Regions from separate parts of the Homo sapiens genome. Here region 2 is linked to region 1. Evidence: chromatin loops called from intact Hi-C (ENCODE). Cell type or tissue: CD14-positive monocyte. All regions are shown on one strand. Each heading gives the region's core, and the rest is flanking DNA. Links, peaks and the distances in the headings are about the cores only. Region 1 has its middle 61 kb from the start of LINC01638. Region 2 has its middle 12 kb from the start of LINC01638.

Region 1 (15,308 bases), core at 4,324-12,323:
ATACACTCCCTTTATTCTCCTGTTATTCCTTCCAGGACTTTGTCCTAACCTACATTTCTGAAAACTCAGCCAGAAAGAAGATGGGAGGCAGGCAGCACGTCTGATGGGTCCCTTGGGAGCCATAAACATCCAATTCAACCTTGTGTGCTCCTGGTCCTCACCCGAAATGACCAGGCCAACTTTGTGGAAGGGGTGAGTCATGGCTGACAAGCTTTGCAGGCCTCCACAGCGGCACACTACAGAACTCAGCAGGGGAAATATTTCCACGTTTGCACATTTTCCAGCAGTTGGTCCAGGAATGCATGCCCAGTTAGCCTTGGCACACACTGGCCCAGCCCAGTACTGCCTCTCTGATGTCAAGGGAGTTTCTTTTTCAAGTCCAACTCAAAACACATTCCTGGACACCCAGAAATAAAGCTGGAAAATGGAGACCCTCTCTCTGTCTCTGGGCCACCCTCTGAGATGCCTTTCATCTTACAGCACTGACAAGATCATGTGGAAACTGATTCAGTCAAGTAGCCGCTGTGTGACCACAGCCAAGGCATCTCCCTTCTCTGAGCCTCAGTTTCCTCATCTATAAACTCTCAGCTGTGGAGTATGGAGCTTATGGATATGGATCCTGGAGTTTCCATCAGTTTCAATCCCAGCTCCATCACTTCCAAACTAGGTGAACTAGCTCTCCAATTCTCAGTTTCCTGATGTATCAATACAGGTTAACAGTAAAGTCTACCTCACAGCCCAGCTCTGGGAATTCAGCAAGATGAAAACTTATGTAATCTCAGCTCAGGGTTGGGCATAAGACAAGAGTTCAGCAAGTGCTATTATTATTTGCAAACATGAAAATTTATCTACCTACTGATTTACTGCTGGACTTTGATCTTGATTGGTGTCTACCCCAAATTGCTACTTCAATGTAATCAGCAGCTTTTATGGAGTCACTTAGGGATGATGATATTAACTTGCCAAAAGTTATTGGACGTTTATAAACCAGGCATTGTTCTCAATTCTTTACTTGTGTTATATGACAGATAATTCTCACAACAACTCTGAAAGATTGATTACGGTGAAAAATATAGTATTATTCTCTATTTTACCAATGAGGAAACTAAGGCACAGGAAGCTTAAATAACTTGCTAGAGGTCACACAGTTGAAGTATCAGTCAGGTATGGCCACAATAATGTTACATGACACGTGACCATAGACATCTTGGAGGAAAACAAGTGTTGACTTCTCCCTCATGCATGTAGGAGTTAATGGGGGTCTCCAAGACTGGTCTTGACTGAGCTCAGCCCCAGATCTTCTCCACTGATCTCCCATCCTCCTTGGACCTACAACTACTCATGGCAAAAGGCAAGGTCCCATGGGCCAGAGGAAACCACATGTTCAAGCCCAGAGTCAAGGGTTGGGGGAATATTTGTCCCCACACCTTGAAGCCCCAGCAAAGGTGTGAACATGTCATCTTCCTACACAGAAGTCAAGAACTGAGAGCATTAATTCAACATCCCACAGCTGATGGGGGATGGGGAGAGGAGTGAGGCAATTGACCCAGAGAGACTGATGGAAGAACTTGTTATCGTAACTGCTGTACCAGAAGTCTCTCTATCTCCTTAGAGTGTTGAGTAAACATGTGTAGAATGCTGCTCTCTGAAAACAGCTCTAGGTGGCTCAATCATGGCTTATGTAAGACTATTTGACATAATTTTATAGAAGATAAAATATTGGAATAATGTCCACTTTCCTTTGAGAAAGTCTAGGGAAGCAGTATTATTTATTTATCCATCCATGCATGAACCCATTAATACACCTACCATAAAATCCATACATCCATTTATCTATTCATCCACCTGTCCTAAAATCCATCTCTCTATCCATCTGTCCATCAACCTACCCACCTAGACATCTTTACATTTATCCATCCATCCATCCAACCATCCATCCATCCATCCGTCCATCCATCTCTCCTAAAATTAATCCAGTCATCCATCCATCTATCCTTTCATCCATCCATCCATCCATTCATCTACCCAGATGAAACATCCATTTATCTATCCACTTATCCATCCATCCATTAATCCTCCCATTCATCCACCTCTCCTAAAGTTCGTCTCTATATCTATCCACCCAACAACCCGCCTACCCACCCAACCACCCAAACATCCACCCATCTATCCACATCTCCTGAAATCCATCTCTCTATTCATTCATGCACCCAATCTATCCACCTACCCTACAATATCTCATCCATGTACCCATCCATCCACCTATGTTATAATCCACCCATCCCTCCATTTACCTATCCATCCAACAAATATTTATTGAGCTCCTATTATGTGCCAGACACTGTGCTGTACGGCAAACCCAGACCTGGTCTCCGCATTCAAGGTGCTTACAGTCTAGCAGAGCAGACAGATTCACCAGATAACCATACAAATAAACATACAATTCAAATGGAGACAAATGATACGGAGAAGAAGAATGAGGGGTGGTGAGAGGTTAGAAAAGGGGGCCTGACTTAGGTGGGATCAGGGAATGGCATTTATGGAAGGATCAGAGGGATGAATAGGAGCTAAGTAGATGAAAAGGAAAGAAAAGAGCCTCCCAAGTGGTGGGAAAACCTTAGATGAAGGTTGAAAATCAAGCGATGGAAAGGAATATAGATTTCTCCAAGAGCTATTAAGAGTCTGTAACTGGTCCTCAGCAAACAAAATGAGTTGTGGTGTGAGTGGGTGCTGGGGAGGGCTTCAGGGCCAGCCTTGCAGGGTCTTGTAGGCTGGGGAAGGATATGATTCTATATTTAATAGGGAGACAAATGTCCCTACAGGTGAGGAGGTCCAAGATTTGGGAGGCTAGGCTGTTGCAAGTACCCAGAAGGCCCTGCAGCTCTGCAAACATGGTTGTGGGAACTCTGAGGCTACAGTGGGGAGAGTAACTGAAAGGACCCTGTGTAGCCACTGCATCTGTGGCTCTGCTCAGGGCCACACATCTCCCAGGGTGCCAGCCACAGTCTGCCAACTCCTGCACCCCACAGTGCTGCTTAGCCCAGAAAGTTCATGTCTGGATTCAGATGGACATAGGGTTGATTCCGCAGCCCCATCATTTCCTCAATATGTGACATTGGGTAAGTTATTTAACCTCCCTGAGCCTCAGTTTTTCCATCTGCAAAATGGTGGTAATAGTTGGTGGGACAGAACTATGTCCCAATGTCCAGAACTCCCTCTTCAGCCTTCCCTAGAAATGAAGAAGGAGGCCTTAGCCTCTCAGACTGAGGTCTGTGTTGTTCATGGAGCCACATTCTATGAGAGGCTCATTGCATTTTAGTAGAGAGTGGGTACACTGCATTAGAAGATGCTGGACAGTGATGTGCCCTCTGTAGCCCTCTCTATCACTTGAACCCCTGTGGCTGGATGGTCCTTCAGGGCTAAAGCCTTCTCTGCTGACCTGACAATTGTAGCCAATGCCAAGAGGCACTAGGAAGCCTTGCGAGGTCTGTAGTTAAGAGACAGTCCCCAGGCTGCAATCAGATTTATTACCATGCCTGCCATTTATGCAACAAACTCGTGTTGAGTTCTTACCATGTGCCAGGCATGTGTCCTGTGCTGAGAACGCATAGCACCATGGAATCCCAGTGTGTTAGATGCCCACAGACTGGAAGTGGGGCAGATGTGTAGGGTAGGCTTACAGACCAGTGTGGAAAACACCCTAATCGATGTATGAACAAGTCTTTCCAGATCATAAGAGGGGGAATGACTACTCTCTAGGTAGAGAGTATTTGAGATGGCACTTAAGCATCTGCAGGAATTCGCAAAGCTTACAAGCACGGAAGAGGCATCCAGGCACAGAGGAGTGGTGCTGATGGTGCGGGAGGTAAAGGACACAAGGGCAGGACCCGCTCTGGTCTTCTCTTCTGCTATGGCCTCCAGAGCCTGAACCTTCCGCAAGACTTGCTGAATACTGTGGCCACTTAGAACCACGCTGACAATTGCAAGTGTCCCTTGCTTTATATTTTTTCACGTGCCAACAAACATAGGATCAGTCTACACATGTGTCTTGCTTAAGATCCAAAGGTGGCACAAGTAGCTATGATAGCTATGCCTGCTGTCAGCTCCTCTGTGCACCCCAGATAGTTCTAAAAACTTGATATGGAACGCTTTACTTCATTGGATCCTCTCTGCGTGAGGTTAAAAACAAAAAAGATATACTGGATTAGGAATTTGGAGACTTGGTTTCTAGCACAATGTGACTTTGAGTGAACATTTCTCCTCTCTGAGTCTTGCTTGACCCATTTGCCCATCTGTACAGTGAATGAATGCCAGCCAAAGGCCCTTCCTATTCTACCAATGGGAATTCTCTTCTTTAAGTCGGTTTTCTTATTTTATATCATCTCTCTCTTCTCAATAGGCAGGCAGTTGCTCAGGAGGGTAACATGGGGATACCCAAACTTGTAATTCATTTTAACACTGAGAATATCCAACTACTGAAATCAACCACAAGAGACTGGGAATGGAGTTCTTTTTAAGCTCCTGCTCTAGGTACAGTTGCCTTCAGATTGTCCTTTAAATATGCTATTCTTCATTCATTCATTCATTCATTCATTCATTCATTCATTCTTGCATCACTCACTGGGCATTCCCGCAAGTTTGATATTGGGCACACACAACGCTGGTACATCATTTTCCTTTCTCTTAAGATTTCTTATCTCCCAACTCAAAGGGTATTGTCCCCCCATCTTCATTTTATTATATAGTCATTTATTTATTATTTGTTTGTTCTCAAACCCCAAAGCCCTTCAGTTTAGCAGATGTGCCAGCAAACTTCCCCAAACATGGTTGTGTGTGACATTGATGGAAATAGTTTATGATCAATTTCAAGGGCCCTGATGATCTTTTTTTAATAAGGCACCGCTATGGGTGTGCAGCAAACTATGCCATTGTGATTTCACGAGATACTTGCTATGAAATCGAAAGCCGCCACCCCTCCTCCCTTCTTCCAGACTTAAAACGATGGTGCCTCCTTGGGGAGTGTCTATCAGTGGCTTCAAACCCCTGGTGTGGCTGCTACAGGATAAAGAATTTTCTCTCTAGGGGGCCCTCGCTCAAGGTCTGCAGGCAGCAGTATCTCTTCAGGTGTGGTCTAAGCCTCTGGGAATGGGCCCAGGAATCTGCATTTCCACAAGAACCTCAGGACAGTTTTATGTCCTAAAATCTGGACTCTGTCTCCTATCATTTGAAAGAAAGTAGGGTAGAAAGGAAAAAATAATCATTAAAGTCCAATATATTTGCACATCCTAGTTAATTATCTTCAGATTTAGGGAAATATGAAGTGTTATATATGGCACCTACACCCTCTTTGTAGTGTTGCCCATGGATGGACTGGCTTGGTACCTACTAAGAGGGTTTCATAATTTATCTCTTATCCCTCCTCCAACTCTACCTGAAAAACCAGAGAATACTCCCTTCCTCAATTACATTATTCCCCAAACACACCATAACTTCCAGCCTTTCTGTCCATTAACCTCTTTTCCAGGAATGTCTTTACTTCTAATAGGTCTGCCTGTCATCAAACTCTTATGCATCCCTCAAAACCCAACTTGAAACTCACCACTTCCTCCCAGCTTGGTTAATTATTCTCTTCTTCCTGCTTCTGCCGTTGAACATTCCACACTGTAGCAACAATATGATTTGCCAATTATTGAACCCCACTGTGAGTCTGGTACTGTGTTCAGCCATTGAGATATTAGAGTGTTCACAAAAAAAGGAAAGCACATTATTTCTGTTTACAAGTATTCTGCCCTGTGATCGTCCAGTGCAAAAACTGAGCCTCATTCCCCTAGTCAGAGTAATTGCTCAAGTCCCCTTGGAGGGACTGAAATTCACACGCCCATCTCACCAGCTTGGATCAGCCAGAAAGGACGGGCCAAGGGAGTCTAGAAAGAAACCGCTCAGCCATGACAGAAGAAGGGCAGAGCAGAGCCTTCACCTTCCTCCAAGCCCTGGCTTGAGCAGAGCTAGGCCCCAGCTGGAGTCATAAGTAGGAAAAGTGCTTGTTGATCTTGTACCTTCCTACCCTTGCTACAAAGTCAGATCCCTACTCAGCAACCACAGAAATACCAGCCCCAGGCAGAGTTTTAGGTTTCCTAGAATGAAGGCAGTTGGCCTCCAAGTAATCAACACAGTCCTGGTGCCACTTATGTATAGACCCAGAGGACCACAAGGCTGGAAGGCACATACAGGCAAGCCATCCCTCCTTGGCAAAGATGGATGACATCTGTGCCGTCTGATGCTTTTGGTCAGCTTCCGGGCCTTTCACACAAAATCAAGTGCAATGTTTTTTGCTAATTGGGAAACTTGCCCTTGCCCATCCATACATCTTGGTGCTCCCGGTTCCAGCATCAGCAGATCTGACTTCAAATCCTGGCTCTGCTGCTTAATAGCTGTATGACTTTGGAGAACTCACCTAACCTCTTTGAGCAGGAGCTCTCTTACCGCAAAGCGGGAATAACAAAACTTGTCACATGGCTATAGTGTGTCTCGGTGGAGGGAACACTTGTGATGGTTTTGTCCTTCCTTTTCTTCTAAATATTAATGTTCTTCTTATTATATATTGTTATTGCTGTGATTTTCTTGGTCTTGAGATTCTCGCATGATGGAGCTTTCTAAATATCACCTCTGATTATGAAAACTTCGTCTAAGCTCTTCCTCTTTCTTGGCTTTCGATATTTTCTCAAGTGAGATCGCTTTGCTAAATTCATTTTCCTGCCAATCTCCAACTTGATGCATCTTCCTGATCATGCTATATTATGTTTGGCAACATAATGTGATGTGACTCGGGCTGCCGATGACGGATGGGGTACCCGTCAGCAAATGGAACAGCACCCAATTTTCTAAAGAGCATTGTTACAGAAACAAACAGGATGGCCTTTTAACTTGTATTGATTTATTTCTGAAGAATGAGCCCCTCCGCTACTTTTACAAGTGCTGTAATTAGAGGGTAGAATTACCTTTCTGGGGAGAGGGCTCAGTGAGCTCAACAGCATGGATGGGTGGAGTGCGGGATGCAGAGAAACAATGGGGTAGGTGGAGTACAGCCCCTGACACTCCAGAAGCCAGATTTAGTCTAGGAAACCTGGAGGTTAAATACATAAAGAATCCATTCTCCCTCCCTCCCTTCCTGTTTCCCTCCTTTCTTTCTTTTCTGTCTTCTTTCCATCCATCCATCCATCCATTGTTTTATCTATTAATCATCCATCCATCCATCCATCCATCTTCTATCATCATCCATCCACCCATATATTATCCATCCATTCATCTTTTCTTCTTACTCTCCTTCCTTCTTTCTTTTACCTTCATTCCTCTCTTTCTTCTTTCCATTTATTCATCCATCCATCCATTCATATATACATTATCCATCCATTCATTCATATATCCATTATCCATCCAGCTTTTCTTTCATCCTTCCTCTCTCCCTTTCATTTTTCTTCTTTCCTCCTTCATTCCTTCTTTTCTTCCTTTCTTCTTTCCATCCATCCATCCATCCATCCATCCATATATCTGTTATCCATCTATCTTTTCTCCCTCCTTTCCTCCCTCCCCCTTTCCCTCCCTTCCCTTTTCCTTCCTTCTTTCCTTCCTTCCTTCCTTCTTTCCTTCCTTCCTTCCCTTCCTCCTTCCTTCCTATTTCCCTTCCTTCCTTCCTTGCTCTCTCCCTCCTTCCCTTTTCCCTTCTTTATCTCCCTTCTCCCATTCCTCCCTCTCTCATTTCTTCTCTTTTCCTCTCAACATTTTTGAAGGCCATGCTTGGCATGCTGTGGAGGAAAGACTCAGAGGGAAAAGGGTTCAACTCCTAGCCCTACAGTGTGACCTTGGGGATTACTTCCCTCTCTGACACCAGGTTTTCTCACCTCTCTCATCACTCTCACTTTGCTCATTAGCTTCCAGCCACCCTACCTTGGTCTTCTCCTCATTGTCCAGGAACCCCCACCTCTGCCTGTTTGCATTTATTTTCCCCTCTGCCTAGAACATCCTCCAGATAGCCTCATGGCTCCCTGTCTCCCTCTCCTCTGGTCTCTGTCCAAATGACTTCTTCTCAGAGAGGCCTTTCCTGACCACCTCTCCAAAGTAGCATCTTCTGTTACTCTCCAGCCTTCTAACTTGGCTTTATTTTGCTTTTAGCTGGTAGCATCATTTAGCGTATTATGCATTTTATTTAAATTTTATTTTAAATTTTATTTAAAGGGCATCAACTTATTTGATGTCTGTTCAGCAAGGGCTGGAATCTGCACCTTTTTGCCAACTGCCGTGGCCACACTGCCTAGAAGAGAGTCTCACATGCAGTGGACACTTGAATATCTGTTGGGTGGATGAATCCTGAATTGTAGACTTGGGCTGGGATGCAAGTGGCTTATTCAAAGGATGATGCTGGGGAAACAGGAGTGTGGGAACAGGGAGAGAGAAATGGGGAGGAGGAAAGACCAATTTTAGGGAGATGGTCATGGTCACTGCTGCGAATGTGGGTTCTATTCCTTGGGTACCTCTCAGAATTGATCATCCAGGGATCAGACAGTGGGGAGTTGAATCCCAACTCCAGGACCCTATCATTGAGGGTTGACCGTGGGGCCAGTTCTTCTATGGGTTGGTACTCCCATGGTTGTCCCAGGCAAAAAGCAAAAAGCCTCCCAGCTTGTGCATGAAGTGGGCACCATGGCCCAAGTCGAAGCTGTCTGGAACTGTCCTCCATAATCAGGGCTGAAGTCCCAGGAGGGCTGTGGGGTATAAGTCTTCAAGCATTGCCTGGGGCCCTCCCCTCTGACATTGCTGTGGGGTATTACTTCCTGAGAATCTACACTTACAGGAAAAGAAGACATCCCAGAATCCCAGTCTCCACTCTGTCCCTCATACACTGTGACCTTGGACAAGTCACTCACCCTCTCTGGGTTTCAACTTCCCCATTGGTAAAATTAATCATTTAGGCCAGACCATGGTTTCCACCTTATCAAGTCCAGAAACTCTGAGTTTTTTTTTTTTTAATGGTTAAACATGTTGTATGGACTCAATGTTGACAGAAAACCCAGTAAGATAAGGTAATAGAAAAGAGAGGAATAACTGAAGAACAAGGCAATATCTGTGGACATTTTCTAATTTTTGATAGTCTGTGATATTTCTATGCAAAAGTCTCTCTTCTCTTTCTCCCTCCTCTGTTCTCCCTTTTCTCTTCTTCCTCCTTCTCACTCTCCCTCTCCTCTTCCTCTTCTTTCTCCTACTCCTCCTCCTTCTTCCCTACTTTCTATTCCTCATCACCATCCTTCCACTAGAATAGAAGCTCCATGAAGAAAGGGATATCTATCTCTTTTGGCCCCTGCAGTATCCGTAGCATGTAATCCACTGTCTGGCATAGAGTAGGTGCTGTGGCAGGAATGAATGGATAATAACAACAGTGTAAGCTGAGCTTCTATTTGTTAGGCATGAATCAGGACTGAAGGAGGGCAGAGAGGCTCAGAGATGAATGAAACAGAATGGATCCTGAACTTGTGGTGCTCAAGGCACCACCGAGGCCCTTCTGTCCTCCCCAGCAATGCCTGGGGATGGTGGAGGCGAGGTGGAACCCAATCAATACACATTAGCATAGAAGCTGCAGGCAAAACGAGATATGAAGGATCACAAGTTGAAAAAACACAGATGAGGCAGAGGCCAAAAGCCAGCTGGAGGACAGTGCTGGAACTCCTGCAGGTCTCTATCAAGATGGGGTGAGGTCAGGGGCCTTAAGGCCCAGGGATGTCCTGTCCACATTGTGACCACAGAGGAGACAGAGGCAGCAAAATGAGAATCCAAGAGCAGCCAGGGCACAGACACTTGAAAGGATGGCCCTGGAGTCTGTGGGAAACTGGTGGAAAGGTCAGGACCAACTGGAACAGGAGGCTCCCTGCCCAAGTGGGGTTTGCATGCAGGTTCCAGGCAGAGAGGCATCCAATGGCAGAGCAGCCCAACAATTTGGAGCATGGGCTTTGGAGTCAGACAGACCTGGGTTCAAATCCCAGCTCAGCTCCCCTATGCTCCTGTGTGACCTTCACATGTTGCTATGTCTCTCGGAGCCTCAGTCTTCTCCTTTGTAAAACAGGGATCCTCGCCTCTCCCCTTACACATTCTGTTGAGTCTAAGGTTCTAGCACAGACCTGCACAACAGTGAAGGCTAGCTGCTGTTATTCAGTAATGTTAGTAGCCATAGGCTGGGGGCTGGAGTTCATAGGAGACAGCCAGGACTGCTGAGAACAAATTCACAGATCAGTGCTTGGCTGGGGGGATGTCTTTCTCACTGCCTGTAGGACATCTTTGAGGGTGTCTCTTTCTTTATTCAAAGCACAGCTTAAGGGGGAGACCATACTGTTACTGTGAATGTTTAGCTGAGGCTCTCAGCAGGGCCAGCTGATCCCAGAGAGCAAAGACCCCAGAGGCTGTCCCACACAGTGACAGGGCAGGAGGCTGAAAGCCACGTGCGGTCCTGTGAAAAGACCAAATTGCAAAACACCACATTTGTGCCCCCAAAGCATGCAAAGCTCACCACGGATGCTCACTGTGCAGCTGCGCTTCCCAAAATGATACACTCTCAGGAATGTTACAGATCAGAAATTCACCTCTGCTCAGAGCCTGGATTCCAAACTCCAGGCGAGGGAAAATGTTGGATTCCCATTGTGGTGGTTCGGGAATCAAAAGGAAGACATTCAGTGCCTGGGAGGTGGAAGGCGGCATGGGGGATGGGGAGGAGACTGAAGAGGGGCTGCCCCATTTCACACTTGTTTGTTTTTTCAATTGGCAGGGGAAAAGGTCCGAACAGTTTTCACACCTCAGCCCAAGAGATACTAAACTACAAAGAGCCAGTGTAAGCTGAAATGGTTTCAAATCCCAGTTGGCCACTTATGAGATTCCCGCCTTGAGTATGGACAACAGTCACCCACTTCACAGGGAGGAGGGATTAAGGGAGGAAGCCCTTGTGTAACACGGGCTCAAGGCGAACACTCAAAGACTCAATGAACGGTAGTTTCTGTTATTATTGTCACTGAACACGTTGATTGACTGTGACACAAATTCCACCTCTTTACCCAGAATCTCCCACCTGTGAGCTTAGTGAGGCCCAGTCTCAGCATCCAGTGTGATTCTCCCAGCACCAGGGCCGGTGGACTTCACCTTCTCCAGTCACAGATGGGGCTACCAAGTCACATAGGGGTCTGCTGGGGCTTCCATAAGAAAATACCACTGCCTCAGAGGCTTCAACAGCAGAAACTTATTTTTCCACAGTTCAGGAGGCTGGAAGTTCAAAATCAAGGTGTTGGCAGATTTGTTTGTTCTTGAGGCCTTTCTCCTTGGCTTGGGGATGGCCGCCTTCTCGCTGGGTCCTCACGTGGTCTTTCCTGTGTGTGCACAGCCCGGGTGCTTCCTGTACATGCTCGTCTCTTAAAAAAAACATCAATCAGATTAGACTAGGATCCACCTCAAAGACCTCATTTTAACTTAATTACCTTTTAAAAGATCCTCTCTCTAAATACAGTTACTCGAGGGAGTTAGTTAAAGTTTCAACATACGAATTGGGAGGGGGGCGCGATTTGGCCAGAACACTCAGCGCATAAGTGGTGATATGAGAGGGCCACCCTGAACCCATGTCCTTTCCTTTCAGCCACGCCCTCCCCAAGCCCTTTGCAAATCCTGCTTCAAAGCCCTCACCCCTCTGTTCACTCGCACCTTCAAGATTTGCAATCCCGAGCTAACCTTCAGCACCTTCCAGGGTCCAGAGTTGCAGGCAACAACCTGCTCTGGCCTCCATGTGGAAATGTGGGCTAAGAAGTAGATGTCCTTTCATCTCAGGCATGAAAGGTATCTGTGCTCAGGAAAAGCCTTCAGCAGGAAGCGACGCCTACCTACACGCAGGCTTTTACAGGCTACTTTTGTGTTTGGACTATTTATGTATTATTTGGTTCAGAGTTACCTCCCTTCAGACCATAGAGGCTCCAATTCTTTTTTTTTGTTTTTTGTTTTTTGTTTTTTTTGAGATGGAGTCTCGCTCTGTCGCCCAGGCTGGAGCGCAGTGGCGCGATCTCGGCTCACGCAACCTCCGCCTCCCAGGTTCAAGCGATTCTCCTGCCTCAGCCTCCCGAATAGCTGGGACTACAGGCACGTGCATAGGGGCTCCAATTCTGTTTCTTACTAGGATACTCTCTTTCTGCAAGCTTAGGAACCCTTAGGAACCCTTGTCATTCTCTTTTCCTGGGACTCCCCTCCTCTCCTTACTCTTTCCTTCTTTTCTTTTCCACGGGGAGCCTCAAATCACAAATATGTCTGGGTAGGACAATGTCTTCCACTAAGGGGGGAATATTGGGGTCATCTTTTATTAAGAAGAAAGCGATTGAAATGACACACTTGAACATATTGCTATTAGAAGCTTGAAAAGTATTTCCCTCATTAACGTAAAAGGGAAAAGGGGAGCTAGCAATCTTGTTGATCAGCAGCTGCAATTTATTTTAAACTGTCCATTTTCTGGATGTCAGAGGACGACTTTTATGTATAATCTTATTTCCAATTTCAACAAAGAACACTTCACTCATGTTCTGTGCAGATTTTTTTTCATAGACAATAACCGATTATAAAAGCGGTTCTCAGCCACCCACCGCCCCCCCGCCCCATCTCGTAGTGGTGTTGACATATGGAAATGAATCAAAATGTAATACGCATAATTACAAGCATTGTAAGCAGGGTACAATTAGTGTCTCTTCAAAGCAATGTTGTAATCAAAAGGCACCACTAAAACAGTCCAAGGAGTGAGAAGACTATCCAAGGAATTAGACACGGATTGGAAGGAAGTTTCTTTCTTTTTTTTTTTTTCTCCTCTCTTCTCCTGTGTATAGATACTAAAGTTGCCTCCTATTCTATTCCTGAGTGGGTGCAGAGAAATCAATTCTAATTATTTTCTCCACCCATCGAGTTGAACACAGACAAGGAAGCCTCGCTTTAAAAATAAACCCAGCCACATGGAAGGGGGGGAGGTCTCTTTTTTGAAGCTTATATTTGGAGAGTGTCTTTTAATGTCACAAATCCCTGGGGAAGTGTCAGGAATGAGCTGGCCAACTGGGTCCCTGTTGGGAGAATTATCTCCCTGGATGCCTTCTGTGTAGCCAAACCGCATTTTAGGATAGAGGTGAGGGCTGGGGGTGGGGCCGGCGGTTGGGGGGTGGGGGGTTGTTTTTACAGTAGTTGTAAAATTTCAGTGCATTTTTTTATATCGAATCCTTTGCCAACATTTAAAAATAAGGAGGTGTTCGCATCAAAGTTGTGATTTTCACCACCTCCTGAGAAATGACGGGAGCTGACCACATGTAACCCACACCCTCATGGGACATCCTTCACTGGTGCCTGGCACCAGCGGGCCCTGGAAACAGGATGGGTGACTCCTGTTCACCATCTATTCCCAGCCCAGCTCCTGTGAGTATCTTATTTTTGCCTCCATTACTGAATGTAATGAACCATGGGGGCCCTGCTCACCTGCCACTTGCAAAGGAGCTACTGTGCCTGGCCACTTTCCCTTTCCCTTAGTCCCCTGCATTTACCACTTTCTTCCATCTCTCTGAGATGCACTTTCCTCCCGAAAATTCCTATCACCACCCACTCCCGCCCAGCCCAGCTTTGGCGTCTCCTCCACTAGAAGGTGTTCACTGGCCATTGCCACCTACCCCCCAAAACCTCCAAGCAGCATCCGTCACCCTTGACCTTGTGCGTGCCTCTTTGAATGAACTCTTCACACCACAGCTCAACCCCACCTCAAGGTTCATCTGGGCGTTTTTCCCTCGCCTGCAAGCCCCTTGGAAGTGAAGGCCCTGCCTTCTTTATGGCTACATCCCAAATGCAGAATAGAATCTGGCACATGGGAGGTGTGAAGTCCTTGTTTGAATTTTTGAATGAATTATTCAATGAGAGCTGCCTCTTTGTTGTCTCCAAAGGGAGGCTGGAATAAGAAAAAAGGAGAAAGTGATGATTACAGAGAACCCACTCTGTACCTGCCATTCGGCCTAGGTTGGGCCCCATAAGTTAAAGAGAGAATCTCAGGCTCCACCTTTCACCTTAAAATTGATCAGCTGTTAAGACATTGACCCCCCGCCAAAAGCCAGTCCTCAGTGTAAGGTAAAATCTGATACCAGTGGTTAAAATCTTCTTTAAATATCAATCTAGTTACCTATACACACATTTATATTGCGATCTGTACCTACAATATCTTTCATCTAAATCTCATTTCAGTTTTGGGTTGATCATAACAGCAAGCATTTGAAAACTATGGAAAGACCCATCACTAAGGCACTAGTTTGACATATTGCGCTGTATTTAAGTACTGGAATATTCTGACACCACGAACATCAGATGGCCACTTATGAGCACAAGAAGGAATTCATCCAAGGGCATAAGTCAAACCATGATGGGACATGAGGGGGCTGCCATGTCTGAAAACCATGGCTCTTCATCTATAAACACATATGTGAGAGAGATGGTTAGAACTGTTTGAGCTAAATGTTAAGTATGGTCTTCCTAAGCAAGGAGCTTTCTGATGATTTTTGTTATAAGTTTCCATTCTCCCAGAATATTTCATATTAATTGTGACTTTTTTTCCCCAAAGCCCTAAAATGGCTGTAAGCTCATTGCTCTGGTATCTCATTTTCCCTTCCTCTCCTGTCTGATTGCCTGACCTTCCCTGCAGGTGCCATGATCAGTGTGTGATGGAGTGGGTCTGGGCCAATTTCTCCCATTTTGGCAAAGTCTCAGCTGACTTTGTTCGCGTTTTCAGTTCCAGAAGTCAAGGCCCCATATTGAGCTGGATTTTGCAAATATTTGATCCTGAAGCAGAGTCATCAAAAGTTCAGATGAGAAGGAGCCATGGAGATGATCAAGAATAAGCCCTATTTAGTGCAGATGGGGACACTGAGGCCCAGGAGAAGGGTGTTGGAAATAGCCGGTAGTCAGAGCCAGGCGTAGCTGGCTCAGAATGCTGGTTCTGTCACTTCCTGGCTGGGTGATCTTGAGCCAGTCCTTTCCCCTCTGTGTTATTCCATCCTGTATCTCATTTATAAAACTGGAAAAATAATAGCAATTTCAGCTAAGGGTTATTCTAAGGATGAAATGGGAGAGTAACTGGGCCTGAGCTTTTGAAAACTGCAAAACACTCTCAGATTAGAATTCTCACCATGAACTTGAACGAATATCCCCAACCATGGGAAATATATATATATATATTTATTTATTTATTTATTTATTATATATAATAAAAATTATATATATATAAT
Region 2 (15,308 bases), core at 3,887-11,886, 50 kb before region 1:
CCTTTACGATGTTCTTTCCACACAGCTCTGTGGTTTACAAGGCAGGCTCTGCACTTCATCCTGTTTAATCTTCAACCTGCACGTAGTGTGAGTGGGGTCCCTCCACCCCTTTTTCCATCAGAGCATTAGAACAAGCAGAGTTCTTAGAGCTGGTCCAGTCCAGAGATCTTGGACTGGGGGCCTGCAGGCTGGCGACTCTCATCTGGTCCCAACCAGATCAGGAAAGCAGAAACTCAGTGAAGCCACATGGAGGGGCTAGTGTTGGGTCCTCTGGGTGGAGCCCAAGAAGCTTGGTGGGCACTCAAGACCCCTCAGGACCAGCCCCACTCCCCTGTTCGATTCCTTCCTCACCTTGTTCCCCATTCTCAAATCATCTTGAACTCTGTGCAAGTCCCAGAATGACCCTGGCTGTCTTGGCCTTTGTAAAAGTTGTTCCTTATTCCTAAAATTCCCTTCCACTCACTTTTTGCCCAGATCCCTACTCATCCCTTTTTACCCAGATCCCTTTTTACCCAGATTCCTATTCATCTTTCAGGTCTCAAGCCCAGATGACGTTCCAGGAAGGCCTTCCCTGCCTGGGTGGGGTGGGGGGAGGGCATCTTTGTGTTCCTAGAGACCCCTGGACTCCCCCTACCACTAATAAGTCTGTCTTGAGGTTGTCTGTGTCTATTTGGATGTTTGCTTCTCCCCCTAGACCAGAAGGTCCTTGGAGACTTGGTGTGGGCACCATTCACTCCATGTCCTTAGGCCATAGGGTAATGACAGCATAGAGAGATGCTCAAAGGCATCTTTGAATGAATGAGGAAGGAAGGAAGGAAGGAGGGAGGGAGGGAGCGAGAGAGAGAGAGAGAGAGAGACAGAAAGAAAGAAAGAAAGAAAGAGAGAGAGAGAGAGAGAGAAAGAAAGAAAGAAAGAAAGAAAGAAAGAAAGAAAGAAAGAAAGAAAGAAAGAAAGAAAGAAAGAAAATGAATTTTGGCATAAAAACTTGGGTCTCATGCTTTCCCACCAATATGCTTTTTACAACATTATCTGGATGAGGCTCAGAGAAGTTAGGCAACTTTCCTGAGGTTCCCCAGCAAGAAAGAAGCAGAGCCCAGGGTCAGTGCCATTTATGTTGTCCAATAAAGACAACATTTGGCAGTGAAGAGGGCCCTGGATGTGGGGCCCAGAGACCTGGCTTGAAGCTTGGAGAAACCCTGTTCGGCTCTCTGGGCCTCAATCTCTGCATCTGTAAAGTGGGGCTGCATCCAGATGCCTTAGTGTGTGTCTGTGTCTCTGGGCATGCTCAGGGACACCTTCACAGGGAAAAGAAGCTCGCACAGGTGAAAGGGAAAACATTCCAGGCCAAGAAAGGAGAGCTGGACCCATACAGGTAGAGGAACAGGAGGGAAGTCAGGCTGGAGCAGCAGCAGCAGGAAATGGAAGCTGAGGCTGGGGCTGGGAAGAGCAGCCCGAGAGGCCTTTCATTTCCAGGTGGGCCCAGTTCCCATCCTTGACCTTGGTTGTTCACCTCAAGATGTTTTCAGACGAGAGATACCCAGTCCACCTCTCTGGATCTGAAAGTGCAATTTTATCCCTCCGGATTTGCGTAGAAAACGTCTGGCCCCTGCCCCATCTCGTTTTCCCAGCCAGGTCTCAGAGCTCGGTTCACATGAGGCGAAATATTTGGACATCAGCAAAGCATTAAGTAATTGGTGGATTTTTTTTTCCTTTTCCATTTGCATTTGTTTGTTTCCTGCAGGGTTGCCTGACACTAGCCAGCCTTGAATTTGGTCCTGTTCTCTGCACAGCTGGACTCAGGGAGCCCAACCCAGATTGTGCATAGAACAGGTGGCCTGCCTGGGGGCCAGTGAGATGGTGTTGGGTACATAGACAGCAGCGGGTGCTGCAGACTCCCTGGGATCTTGAGGGGGGAAGTAAGAAAATGGGAGCAGGTCCCCCAAAACACCAGCAGACTGCACTCCCATCATGACCTAATGAGATAGTGCAGTTGACCAAAATAGCAATGTCATCCAAGAGAACACATCTTCCTACTAGCAACAGCCAACACGGGAAATTGAATGAACCCAGGGGGCGCAGACCTAAGAGACCTGGCTAGCGTCTGGCTCTTTGAGCCTTGGGTAAGCCTTTGCCTCTCCTCGTATCTGTTTCTTCATCGGCTGTTTCATGAGTTGTTGTAAAGGTTGCCAGATTTAGCAAATAGAAACACAGGATGCTCAGTTAGATGTCAATGCCAGATAAACAATGAATTACATTTGTTAGTGTAAGTATAGCTTGTGCAATATTTGGGACACAGTTATCCCAGAAATTTTTCTTTGTTCCTCTGAAATTCAAATTTAATGGGGCATCCTATATTTGATCTGGCAACCCTCGATGTTGTAACAATAAAGTGAAATGGTGTGTACACATCCTTCACGGCGTGCTTCACCCCAGGGAAAGTGATCAGAGCCCAGTCACCATTTCTGTTAGTGCCACACCAGGAATACTAGATATTAAGTGCTAATACTAATTTGTTAATATCAATTACTATATTATTAATGATTATTCATATAGTTAATTAATATTAATCAGCACAAATATTAAAACTCATCATTTACTGAGTAGCTACTATGCTCCAGGCATGTCCTTCACATGACTTCATTGTCATCACATCACTCAATGTGGGAATGCCATTGTCCCCGTTTTATTGCTGAAAGTCTCAGGACTCCACAAGGTTAAACGTTGGTTACAGCTGTGACCTGGGTTGCTGATAGAGGAACACTGTTCTGAGTGCCTTGCAAGGGCTGCCTCCTTAAATGGCCTCATCAACTCTGTGAGTAGATACTATTGCTAAACTATTACTACGATCTCTGTTTTGCAAATGGGGAAACTGAAGACTAAGACTTGCCCAAGGTCACACGGGCTCATCAATGGCTGAATGAGGCTTCAAACCCAGGCAGTAGGCTGCCTGGCTCCATCCCTCCTCTAGGCTGCTTTATCAGCCACATGAATAGATAGAACGAGGGCAACTGTGGAGTGTGTCCCTAGAGGGAGAGCACAGGGCTACCAGGCTGTGGCAAGCAGCACACACAGGCACATTACCAGCTGTGTCCCATTTAGCCCTCTCAGCAGCCCCCTGTAAACAAAGACATCACTATTCCTATTTCTGATGGTATCTGAGGCTTCCCTGGCTGTATGCAGTGAGTTGGTGTCAGGACAAATGTTTACAGAGTTCCAGAGCTGAGCACTGGAGCAACTCGGAAGGTCAAGATAGGGTTCAGCCATTGGAGTCCAAGTGCCCACTTCTGCCTCCAACAGAGAAGCTCTGACACTTCCTGGCTGTGTGACCCTGGGCAAGGTACTCCACCTCTCTGATCTCGCATCTCCTTGCCTGTAAAAAGGGACTGAAAAAAAATACCTTCCTCTAGATAGAACTGTTGTAATCTTCAAATGACCCAATCCATGAAAAGCACTGAATATAGTGCCTACTAACAGAGAAACTGCAAAATAAATGTGAGTAGTTACGGTCATTTTTAGGCATCTGTCTTTGGGCTCCCTCAGTAGCAGAGCTTGAGATACAGACTTCAGGGCAGGTGGTTCCTTTGGGAGGTGAACTCAGGATGCCCCAGTAGAGGAGTAACCAGGGAGACAGGAAAAGAAGAGACCAATACAGAGTGTGTGAATGAGCAGGTGACTGCTGCCGGCACTTGGAGCACAGTCCTGCTGGGGAACTCTGGTAGGCTGCACAGAGCACACCTGGGAGTTGTCTCTCCCAGGGGTGAGGGAGTTGGGATATTTATCCTCCAACTCCCCTACATCTCTGGCCTAATCCCTTGCACATGCCCAGTGTACTCAGTGGGCCAGAGAAAGCCCCTGGGCAAAGGCAGTAGTAAAGTGAGTGGGCATGGGAAGGGTGAGGGACAAGCAGGCATGGTCAGGGCACCCACTACATCTTGACAGAATCTCTGGAAGATTTCAGTTAAAAAGCAACCTTCTGCTAAAATAATAACAATGACAACAACAATGGCGTTGACAACGATAATAATAATTCAGGTTGAAAACCAAGGATATGATCTGTCCCCACCCACCCCCATTCAGACCCCCAGACCAGTGTTCTCCTCCAAAGCTGAGAATGGGGTAACCAGCTGTCCAAAGAAGCAACCCAGATTTCCTTCGGCTCCAGGAAGGGCATGGAATGGCTCTCTGAGTTCTAGGAGTTGGTGCCACCGAGAGAGGAGGACATTGCCTGTCCTTCAGGCCTGTGCATCCTGCAGAGGCCGTGGTGCTAATTGCAAAGGTAGGGGACCCATAAAGCATTTTGGACGTCTGCTGGCAGCAGCTGGCTGAAGGCAAGACCTGTCAGGGACCAGCACTCAGCTTTGATTTAGCGTCAGAGTAGAGGTTTAAAAGAAAAAGGAGGAGGAGGAAGATTCCATTGGGTTGAGCGAAAATACTTGCTCTAAGTGGTTGGGCCATGAGTGTATCTGTCAACCTGGAACAAGAAGAGAACTACTATTTAGATAACTATTTGCTGCACCTCCCAAATGTCTGGGGCTTTACCTGGCTTGCCTCCTTGTGTCCCCCAACCCAGCCACTTAAGAATAGGTATTATTATTTTTATTTCCATTTCAGAGATGAAGGAGTGAAGGCTCAGAGGGGGAAGGTGACTTGCCCAGGGCTACACAGTGAGGAATGGTCAGAGCTGGGATGAGGACTTGGCACTGAATCCAGTGCTTATGCCAGCCAATAAGTAGACCCCTGCCTGACACAGGCTATGGGAATAAAATTTGTCTGAAGATGCACTGGGAGGCAGTGGAAGCTGATGGTTAGCTCAGGGCCTCTGGCATCAGAGTTTCTGCTTTATTTCCCAGCCATCCAGTTTTCACTAGCTGTAGGGCTAGTGAAGCGATGTACAGTCTCTGGGACTCAGTTTCCTTATCTGTAAAATGGGGACACAAGTAGTACATTCTTCCCTGGATTGATCTAAAAATTGAATGGCATCAAGGCTTTAGAGAAACTAATTGAGTCCATAAATATTCCATCAACTCTAGGGGGTTTGATAACTCACAGGAGGCTCTTGGAGGCAGAAAATATATGAGCTTTCAATGGTGGAAGCCCAGCTGTTGCATAGGTCAGATGTAAGAGACCAGTCGAATCTGGTTGCAGAATTCCATGCCCTCTTTAGCAACCTCCTTAAGGAGCCTCCTCCTCCCAAGATTGCTTAGAGGAAATTACAAGTCACTGCCCAGAGCGTGGTAGCAGACATCTTCCGCAGGGTCACGCTGTCACCACATAGCGTGATGGTTCTGTGCTAAGCACTTTACATACTTTATCCTACAGGGTCTTAACTACAACCCCTGAGTGAGATCTCTTAGCTTTGCCATTTTATGGGTGAGCAAGTAGAGGTCAGAGAGGCAAGATCCTTTGTTCAAATTACAACAGCTGGCAAGCAATGGAGGCCAGGATGGAGCTCAGGAGCCCAACGGTCCATCCACCATCACCTGAGCTAAGAAATGTGAATTTTTTTCCTACAAATACCCGAGGAAGGTACCGAAGACAGCTTCGTTGCCCTGGGCAGATGGTCACCGCTTGGCCCTGCCTGGTCACAGCTAGTCAGCTAGACTGGATGCTTCTTTGTTTTTCTACAGGACATTCATGTCTCAAGGGACACCAAATCTAGAGACTCCACACTCCACAAAACCTCCAGCCTAGTCCCCCAAATTCAACCACAGCCTCGTTCAAAATAGCCTGTCTCTGGAACACACTGTCCAGCTGCTCCAGACCTTGCAATATTCAGGAAGTCATCTATACCTTAAATAATAATAATAATAGAAAAGTAATAAAGAATGAAATCAAGTGACTTTACCCTGGATACCAGGCCACGTTAGCTCATGGCCCGGTTTTCTGGGTCAGGGACAGGGGTTGTGTGTGATACTCTTATGCAAGGCATTTGGCGGCAGAGAAACTCTAGTTCCTAAAGATTATTATTTTAACTAACCCAGTGTTGACGTGTCCAAAGGCAGCGGGAGGCTCTGAAGGGTTTTCCAAGAAAGCGTGTGTTTCTTGGGGTTATTTTTTCAGACTCAAGTTCAGGGAGGGGGCTGTTTTGCTCAACTCATGTTTCTGGAAAAACAGGCACTTGGAAAGAGTTGGCCAAGGCAGGCAGGATGTGGAATGGAGAGCTGTGGGCCTGCGGGGAGGGGACGGAGGAGGCAGCCGGGAGAAGGGCCGGCACCCTTTGCTCAGTCTCTTCTTGAGCTGGACCTTGGGAGCCTGGCCATCCCCGACCAAAGGAAGAGGCTGCTAGAAGATGAAAGCTGATTGCAGTCTCTGTGGCCTCACTCTTGAGAAATATGCTTCAATCACTTGGCCTTTCCCTGGAGCAGGGATGACGACAGAGGAGAGGTGGACAGACACCATCTTGGTTGGCTTTTAGGCCAACCAAGCCAAGGGTTGCTTCTCATGGAGTGCTGTCTAGATATCGCTGACTCATTGTGTGCCTCGGTTTCCCCTCTGGGCTCAAGAGCTTTGAGCATGCTTTGTGTAACCCAGTCCCTGCTTGTCCCTGCAGGTTCATTCCACGTCACTCTCTTCTTCACGGGCTGGGGTCCAACCCCACTCACCATCCCTCGGACCCCAGAAGGCCCACGGTCCTGCCAGCCTTGAGGCCTTCCCTTCTGCCTGGAACCCTTCTCTTTGCTCCTAACCTACCTCTGTCGTCTTCCTGGCACCACTTGAATATCACCTCCTCGGGAAGCCTTCCCTGATCTCCCAAACTGAGCCAGGGCCTCCCTTGTTCTAGCATTCTGTATTTCCTTGGAGCACATTTCATAATTTAATTCTATAATTCCTTTTCCAGTGTCTACCTCTCTCACTGACTCTGAGGCCCATGAGGAGAGAAACCACGTCCTTCTCATTTACTGTGGTTTCCTTGGCTTCTCGCCTGACATACAAAAGGTGCTCAGTGAGCGAATGGAAACACCTCCCAAGCAGGGCTCACAGCCGTGGGTGTCCCAACCCAAGTGCAAAGGCAGAGCTCAGATTTGTCCTGCTGGACCCCAGGACACCAGGCAGGTACCAGACAGGTGATGGACAGATGGAGATGAGTTCTTCTACACCTTCTTAAGATTATGCAGAAAGCCACACTCTAGGGATAAATATATCCCACCCACCTTCATTATATGGTGATCACCAGTCAAAAGAGGTCATGTGCCTCAAAAGAAAGGTCTTTATTTGGTCTGTGAAGACCAGTCATTCCATCCCAAGGACTCCCTTCTTCCTCAAGGTTCCTTTATTCCCTCGTGTTCCCTGGCTTCCTTTCAGAATCCAATGGGGACAGAGACTTCGACAGACTCCCCACAGGGTCTCATGAGGAGACTCCTGTGTGTTCTCACTTCTCCCCTGCTCCTGGAGCCATTGCTCCCCTGAGACCCACAACTCTTTCAAGCTCAGAGGTGAGTCATCCATGCATCACGTGTCTTGGTGAATGTCAAGTGTCTCCTGCTTTAGAGCCTTGAGCCCTGGACTTTGTTTTATGGGGTTTGGCTGTCTGGGGCCGCCGACGATTTCATCCATCAACTCAGGATCGCTCCAACACTAATGCTGAATTTATAGAAGTGGTTAAACAAAGTGTTGACAATAGGGACCGCGTGTTTCTGATTAACACTGCAATTCCAAGGGAAGCTGCCAAGTGTGGGGAAGTCAGTAAAACACAGCAGCGATTTCCCAGGCTCAGTGAGTTGGGGATTTGACATCACGGGATTAACAGATGTTGCGCAAGGAACTTGCAAAGCATTGGGAGGCATTGCTCGACAGAACAGCACAGGCTTATATACAAACCGGAGTTGTTCCTTCCTGTCTTTCTTCCTTTTGCTTTTTTTTTTTTTTTCCTGAGAGATTAAATCTGAATCCTCTTTCAGCCTTAAGAGTTTCCATCAGGAATTGCTGTCAGCTTCAGCAATGCTCCCAGAATCCTGTCCTTACTCCTTTCTGAGAGTGAACAGTAACACTGGCTAACATTTATCAAAAACTTACTGGGGTACCAGATACTTCTACAAATCATCTCCTGTCATCTGCACGGGGAAGCAGGGACTGTGATGATCTACACTTTAAAGCTAATGTTTTAGTCTGAAACGGTCGAAGACTCACAAGAAGTTGCAAAATCAGGACAAAGGGTTCTCAGGTTCCCTTCCCCCAGCATCCTCCGATGATAATATCCTATATGACCATAGTACATTGTCAAAGCCAGGAAATCAGCTTTGGTCCAATGCCACACATCTTATGCAGCTTGTATCCAGTGTGTACATGCATTTAGAAAAATAGTCCTATGATATTTTAGCACATGTTTAGGTTAGAGCAACCACCACCGCATGAGAATACAGAATTTTTCTCTCCCCTCGATAAAATTCCCTTGGGTTACCCTATCATAAACTTACGCTTTCTTCCGCCCTAAGCTCTGGAAGTCATTGAGCTGTTCCCCATCACTATAAGTTAGTCACTTTAAGAATGTCATATAAATGGAACTATACAGTATACAGCCTCTGAGGTTGACTTTTTTCACTCAGCACAATGCCCTTGAGATCCGTCCATGTGGCTAGAGGTATCAACGATTCATTTCTTCTTGCTGCTGGTCAGTATTCCTTTGTATAGATGTACCGTGCTTTATCTATCCACCTGTCGAAGGACATCTGGTGGTTTTCAGTTTGTGACTATTGTGGATAAAGTGCTACGAACATGCATGTAAAGGTTTTTCTGTGATGATCTGCACCCAGCAGATGAGGAGATGGAGGCAAGAGAGGGGAAGTGACTTGCCCAAGCTCTCATAGCCAGCACTTGTAATGAAGATTTGAACCCAGGTAGTCACTCCAGAGGCTTCATGCTTAACCACCTCCAAGACTGAAAATCTTGTAGGTAAGAATAATCAACCCTAAAAGATTAGTTAACACACCAGAAAGATGTGCTGTGTTTATCAGTGGATCCATTTTCTCACAAGAGTACGCCACATGCCCCTTGCAAAGACAGTTTAAGCATCAAAATCTGGAGTCAAAGTCTGGCCCTCGGCTTGGTATGTAGGGATCTTCCCAATCCAGCCTCTACTGGTCTTCAGTTCTCACCTCTTGCCATCCTTCTCTGGCTGAGCAGAATGCTGTTTGCTATTTCCCCTCAAACAGCCCCTGAGATTCCAGCCTCCTTGATTCTGCTCACACCATCCGTTTGCCCAAAATACCCCTCTCTCTATGTCCACAAACTCTCTTCTGTTAGTAGGTGCCTCTGTGGAAAGACTGGTCCATCCTCATCCCACTCCTCTGGAAGGTCTTGGCTCCCATGAATATTTATCTATTTCCATAAACACAAATATATCCATTAAGCAAAGCTTCTCAAGGGCCGAGGATGTGGAAGGCACTGAGCTGAAGCTTGGGAAGCAGAAATAAATAATCTATAGTCTGTGAGCTCAACTGTCAAGTTCCTCAGTCTGCAGACATAGAAAGACATACCGCATGGAGAGATGAATGGAGGGCAATGGAGGGGGAAAAGTGCTAGGCTTGGAAGGTTGGAGCCCCAGATTCAAGTCCCGGATGGCTCCTATCTGGTGGCGGAACCTCCCTGGACTTGTTTCCCACCCTCTGCTCTGTCTTTCTTACAGAGGGGCTATGAACAGGCATGGAGTTAATTCATGATGCAAACATACTTTCTCCCTGGGCTGGGCATCTGCAGTGAGGAGCTGGCCTCCTTCACTCGCCTGGGACAACCAGACCCAAGATCCCAGAGTCATCAAAAGCCAGTGCCATTGCAGCTGGCTGCATGGGAATCCGGGTGCTTCTTTGTCTGCAGGATGCATATCAGAGGACAGCGTCGGGTTGGAACAAGGGGAGTGAGAGAACAGAGGGCCCACAGGGAGGGACTGACCTTAAATGCGGCAGCTCCCTTCCGCCTTAGACCCAGAAACAGCCCCATCAGCCCCACACTCCCACCTGCAGCTCATCTTCCTCCAGGAACCTTTCATGCTTGTTCTGCATTTGATTTCCTCCCTCCAATGGCCTCCTGCTCCCCATAAAATTCAATCTCCTTTTGTTTTCAATTCAATTAAGGGCCAGTAATTCCACCCACAAGGCCACACATTGAAAGTGCAGTCAATAACCCGGCTGTGGTCAAAGGCAGACTGGCCTGAAGGGAGAGACTCACACAAGTCTCTTGAGTCCCAGCTGAGGAGTATTGGATGGGGCCTTGGGGAGAGAAAAGAGCCCCGATGGGAGTTAGTCTCGACTTCTAGGCTTGGCCGTGGCACCTACTCACCCATGACCTTGGGCAAGAGCTGGCCTCCCTGAGCTCAGTTTTCCCATTTGTTAAATGGGACCAAGAAAGTACTGTTTGTACTTTCTGCCCTGTTCTGACAGAGCTTGTAGCCCCATTCTGCCACTCACCCAAATATCATGGGTGTTATTTCAATACTAATTTAACGACTGATTACAAATATACCACACCCAGGAAGCCTGCTTGCAGGAACTTGTCCTCTAAAATATTTGTGCATTAGTTGGGTGTGGTGATATGCACCTATAGTCTCAGCTACTTGGGAGGATCTCTTGAGCCCAGGGGTTCGAGGCTGCAGTGAGCCATGACTGTGCCATTCACTCCAGCCTGGGTGATAGAGCAATACTCCAAGAAAAACAGAGAAAGAAAGAAAAGAAGGAAAGAAAGAAAGAAGGAAAGAAAGAAAGAAAGAAAGAAAGAAAGAAAGAAAGAAAGAAAGAAAGAAAGAAAGAAAGAAAGAGAAAATGAAAGAAAGAAAGAAAGAGGATCTTTGTGCAGATGTGCAAAGGTATTGATTTAAGGATGTCCATCATTTTGGGGGGATTTAGTACATTTTCTACTGCCATACTTTGGAATACCTTTCAGCTGTGAACAAGAATGGGAGTAGATTTACATGTACTGTTATGAAATGGCCAAAATATGTTATTAGGAGAAAGTTGCAGAAATTATATGTTTATATATAATATATATGCACATATGTAATATATACATATAATTTAGAGGAACATATATGAAACATATAGACATATAGATATGTATGTGTGTGTGTGTGTGTTTGAGTCAGAGTTTCACTCTTGTTGCCCAGGCTGGAGTACAATGGCACGATCTTGGCTCACTGCAAACTCTGCCTCCAGGGTTCAAGCGATTCTCCTGCCTCAGTCTCCCAAATAGCTGGGATTACAGGTGCCTGCCACCACGCCCAGCTAATTTTTTCTATTTTTAGTAGAGATGAGTTTTCACTATGTTGGCCAGGCTGGTCTCGAACTCCTGACCTCAGGCCATCCACCCGCCTTGGCCTCCCAGAGTGCTGGGATTACAGGCGTAAGCCACCGTACCTGGCCCTATGTTTCTTTAAGAAACAAACCAACATTACAAACAGTATATACATTGAAACAGCAAAATTGATACTTATGGGTGATGCCTGAAGCACATCCCATTTTTAAATAATAGGGTTTGGAGTGGGGAGAGGGGAGTTAAGCACTTTCAAGTTTTCCAAAGAGCATAAATTACTTTTATAATTAAAACATATATAAACCTATAAAATGAAATGAATCCCTACTTGTGGTTGAGAATCTGAGCCTTGCATTAAGGTAAAAAAAAAAAAAAAAAAAAAGAATATTTAATTCCCACAACTCAGCGATAACCACTGTTGACATTTTAATGTATTTCCTCACGGTCTTTTTCCTTATTCACGAACACGTATATTTTTATAATAAAGTTAGAATTACGCTTCATAGAAAATTTTGTAGCCTGTTCTTTCACTTAACGTTTTCACATAAGGGTTTTCCCAGATCATTAACATTTACCCTGTAATCATGCTAGGAGGCCCTGTGATGGTACGGCCCCCTGTATTTTCTCTAATCCCATGCATGTCCGAATTACCCATCCATTGCTTTGATTGGCTGGCTGCTCCCCCAGGGCAGGGACACAGCCATCCTATTCTTTGCTGTATTAACAGACCTTGCTCAGTTTCTTATCCTTAAAATGGGATAATAGCAGAGGTCCTCTCACAGGTCCTCCTAAGGATGAAAGGAGATGAAATACATAGCACATGGTTGTGGGTCAATAAATATTTGCTCAATAAGTAAATAAACAGAAGGGAGAATAAGTGAAAGTAAATATTTTTAAATAGGTGCAAACAGTGGCTGATGGGAAACCCTCTATGTCAAAGTCATGGGCTGTCTCTGTTTTCTTACCCTTAGGGATCACAGTGGTAAACGTCCTGGCATGACACATCTGTATGTAGGCTAGGCTCTGTGTCTTCTTCAAAACCTTTCAATTCTTTCCTGATGCTCTGAGTCACTCCAGGGTGGGAAATCAGGCCCTCACCAGAGCCTGGCTTTGAAAGCAGCCAAAACAAATTGTTGCGCTGGTCCCTGGAGGGGAGTGTCATTTCATCCACATAAGTGGCTTTTGACTGAAGCCAGGGAGTCAGTCACACAGCTTGGGAAAGACAGTATTTCCCAAGACAGCCTGTTGTGCAGGAGAGCCCGGGGGAGTGGCTGCGGGTGAGTTCCCAGGTGGGATCCATCCTTCGAGCCCCAGATTCCTTGACTCCCATAGTTGGGTAGACTGTAGTCAATATCTAATACAAGGTGCTGAGTCAGACATGTTTTGAGTCTTAGGTGAAAACTTCAAATGACAAAACCGTGCCTAGATCCCTCTTCACCACTTCTGGTGTGACTTTGGGCTCTGTGAACCTCAGTTTCTTATGCTTAAAATGGGATAATAGCAGAGGTCCTCTCACAGGTCATTGTGAGGATGAAAGGAGAGGAAATACAAGCAACACTTAGCACAGTGCCTGGCACACGGGATGGTCATGATCAAGGTTGGCCATTATTTGAGCCTCTCTGGGGACTTTTGGATCAAATCCGTGCCACTCCTTTGCCTTGTAGATCAACTCCATTTCACTGGACTTATCACCACTGCTTGTGTCTTTGCAGAAATGTAGCTTCCTCGTCAGAAAGTCCCTTGTGGCTCTGCCTTGACCGTACACTTCTAAACGTTTTCTTTGATGATTCAAAGGGGAACACAGAGAATCTATGACCAGATGTCTGACTGGTAGGTAGCTGGGTGGCAGCAGGTGGCAAACCCAGGACTTCAAAGGATCTCAGGTGATTGGAGAATAGGTCAAATCTAGGCAGGTAAAATTGAACAGGGAGCTCTGAAGATCCTAGAGCTGCATCCAAAAATTCAACTCTAGGAATCATATTCACTTTAACAATAGCTCACAATGCAAATAATAGTAGCTATAACACAAGCTCACAACCATCCCATTCTATGCCAAAAACTGTTAAGTAAGGGCTTTGCATGCAGTCTTCTTCATCCTCCACAACTTCCCTCTGAGTCAGTTCAGTTATTATCCCCATTTTCAGAAGAGGAAACTGAGGCTTGGTTCCCATACCCAAGGCCTTCCAGCTAGTAGATGGTTGAGACAAGATTCAAAGGCAGAGGACATATGACTCAAGACCATGCTTCACCCATGAGCCACCTTGAATGACAGAACTGCCAGGTATGTGATTCAAGTTTGGTCTGGGGATCTTATGGAGGTTCGCAGGCCACTGAAGACCCAGGTGTTTTCCAAGAGGCTGGCTTTGATTCATTACCACATTCATTTGTGCAGCCAGGATTAACTGAGAAACTACATGTGCCAGGTGCCATTCAAAGCAGGAGATTTAGGGTGAACCAGCTAGAAATAGTCTCTGCCCTTGTGGGGCTCACAGTCTAGCAGGAGAGACCAATGATAAATAATGATTCCGGGGGAGTCCAGGTTGTAAGAGATGTTACAGAGGACTCAGCAATCACCACACACCCTGGGGCTTCACCTGGCTGGACTCAGCCCCTGGCAGGGGAAATCCACTACCTTCTTTGGAGTGAAATAATACACACAGATGCTTGGCAATATGCCTGGTACATAGCAAATGCTCGATGTTCACTGTAATAATAACAAAAAATATCCCCACTCTGACTTGCATCATTGACTTCTTGGACCCAGCAGGATGACTTTGCTCTTATTTCTGTTAAACTTGACTTCATTAGATTTAGCATGTAGCTTGGCACACTCGCAGCCCCTCCAAAGCAAAGACCCTCTCCCCTTACTGTGGGGATTAGCCGGGAGAGATTTGTTTTGGATCTGAGTTCTCATGGTTCCACTGGTTCAAGCCTCCTTTACTCTTGAGCTTGTTTAAGGACTCAGCCTGAGCCTCCAGCATTTATCTGCACTTAGGCACCGACTGCTCCAAGGATTTGCTCTGATTCATCCAAATGTGGTCCTGGCCCCAGATCTGTGGAGCCTGGAAATGCCATTTGCAACAAAAGGTTGAAACAAATATCCCTTTGGAAGGAAAAGGAATACCTTAAACAAACTAAGTTAACTCTGATACAACCCTTGCTCTACTTAGATACCTCCCGTGTGAACATATGTTATTGAGTTGCTTCAAACTACAGATGCCCAGTAGATGCTCTGCTGAACCCATGGTCCCATTGCCCAGACGCAGAGACTGGGCCCACTGAGGGATATGCTCAGTGGAGCCACAGGGGAAGCCTAAGTTCTGTCCTGACAGGTGATGGATTCACTCTTGGTCACAGCAGCTCCATCTGCCCTGAGATGGAAATCTCATCAGGCGGGTTTTCCTCTGAGTCCTGTGTCTTTCCTGCACTGGTACTTGCAGGGGACACTATAGAAACAGCCTCTCATGAAGGTGTTTCGTAGTTTCTGCTTTCTGGCCTCACTCTGGGCCAGGAAACGCTGAGAAGACAAATGCTGCTGGGGCTTGTCTTGGGTGGGAACGTTTTTTAAAATGCAAGAAAGCATTTCTTTTATTCCCCACTCTCACTTGAAGCCAAACCCTAGACTTCCCAGCTTGAGATCTTCTCACCTGCTAATGAGAATTCCTGATTCTCCTGCTTAGCTCCAACATGACGGGGTGCAGGGAGGAGTTCTGGCCACGAGTCCAGCATTTCTTAAACTCAAATAATGTAGGGTCCATTTTAAGGAACAAAAATGAAGAGGCTCCTAATAGTTACTTAAATCAGTTGATTTTAAATTTATACCAGTGTAAATCAACATATTAACCTCTTATATCTTATTTTTGTAGAAAACCCCCTCACCTTCTAAACATAACTACATAAACATACAATTTAAATTATCAACGTTAATTTAATATGATGGAGAATGAATGCTGTTTGTTTGAGTCTAAACCACACATGCCAGGCTTAATATAGAAAGATTGACATTCTAGATCCACTTCTATATGTATAGTCTGCATCAGTTAGAAATGGCAACTAATAAAAGAGACCCA

What was found. A loop is a pair of places that touch in the nucleus more often than their neighbours do. Peaks named below come from ENCODE experiments on the same cell type or tissue, not always from the same donor. Only the 100,000 strongest peaks of a DNase experiment are listed, where the experiment ranks them.
Region 2: a loop joins it to region 1, with 6 times the contacts of the local background. A loop is called at or near these places in 5 of 110 quality-filtered maps.

Annotation. Positions count from the first base shown.
Region 1 is chr22:27,155,591-27,170,898 of GRCh38, reverse strand. No RefSeq gene overlaps it. Among named protein-coding and RNA genes, the nearest start is that of LINC01638, 61 kb to the left of the region's middle. RefSeq lists an enhancer at 1-729. In CD14-positive monocyte, for the core only: no CTCF peak of the experiment used is centred there; no DNase peak of the experiment used is centred there; H3K27me3 peaks cover 687 bases.
Region 2 is chr22:27,205,138-27,220,445 of GRCh38, reverse strand. No RefSeq gene overlaps it. Among named protein-coding and RNA genes, the nearest start is that of LINC01638, 12 kb to the left of the region's middle. In CD14-positive monocyte, for the core only: no CTCF peak of the experiment used is centred there; DNase peaks (open chromatin) are centred at 7,435 and 7,725; H3K27me3 peaks cover 270 bases.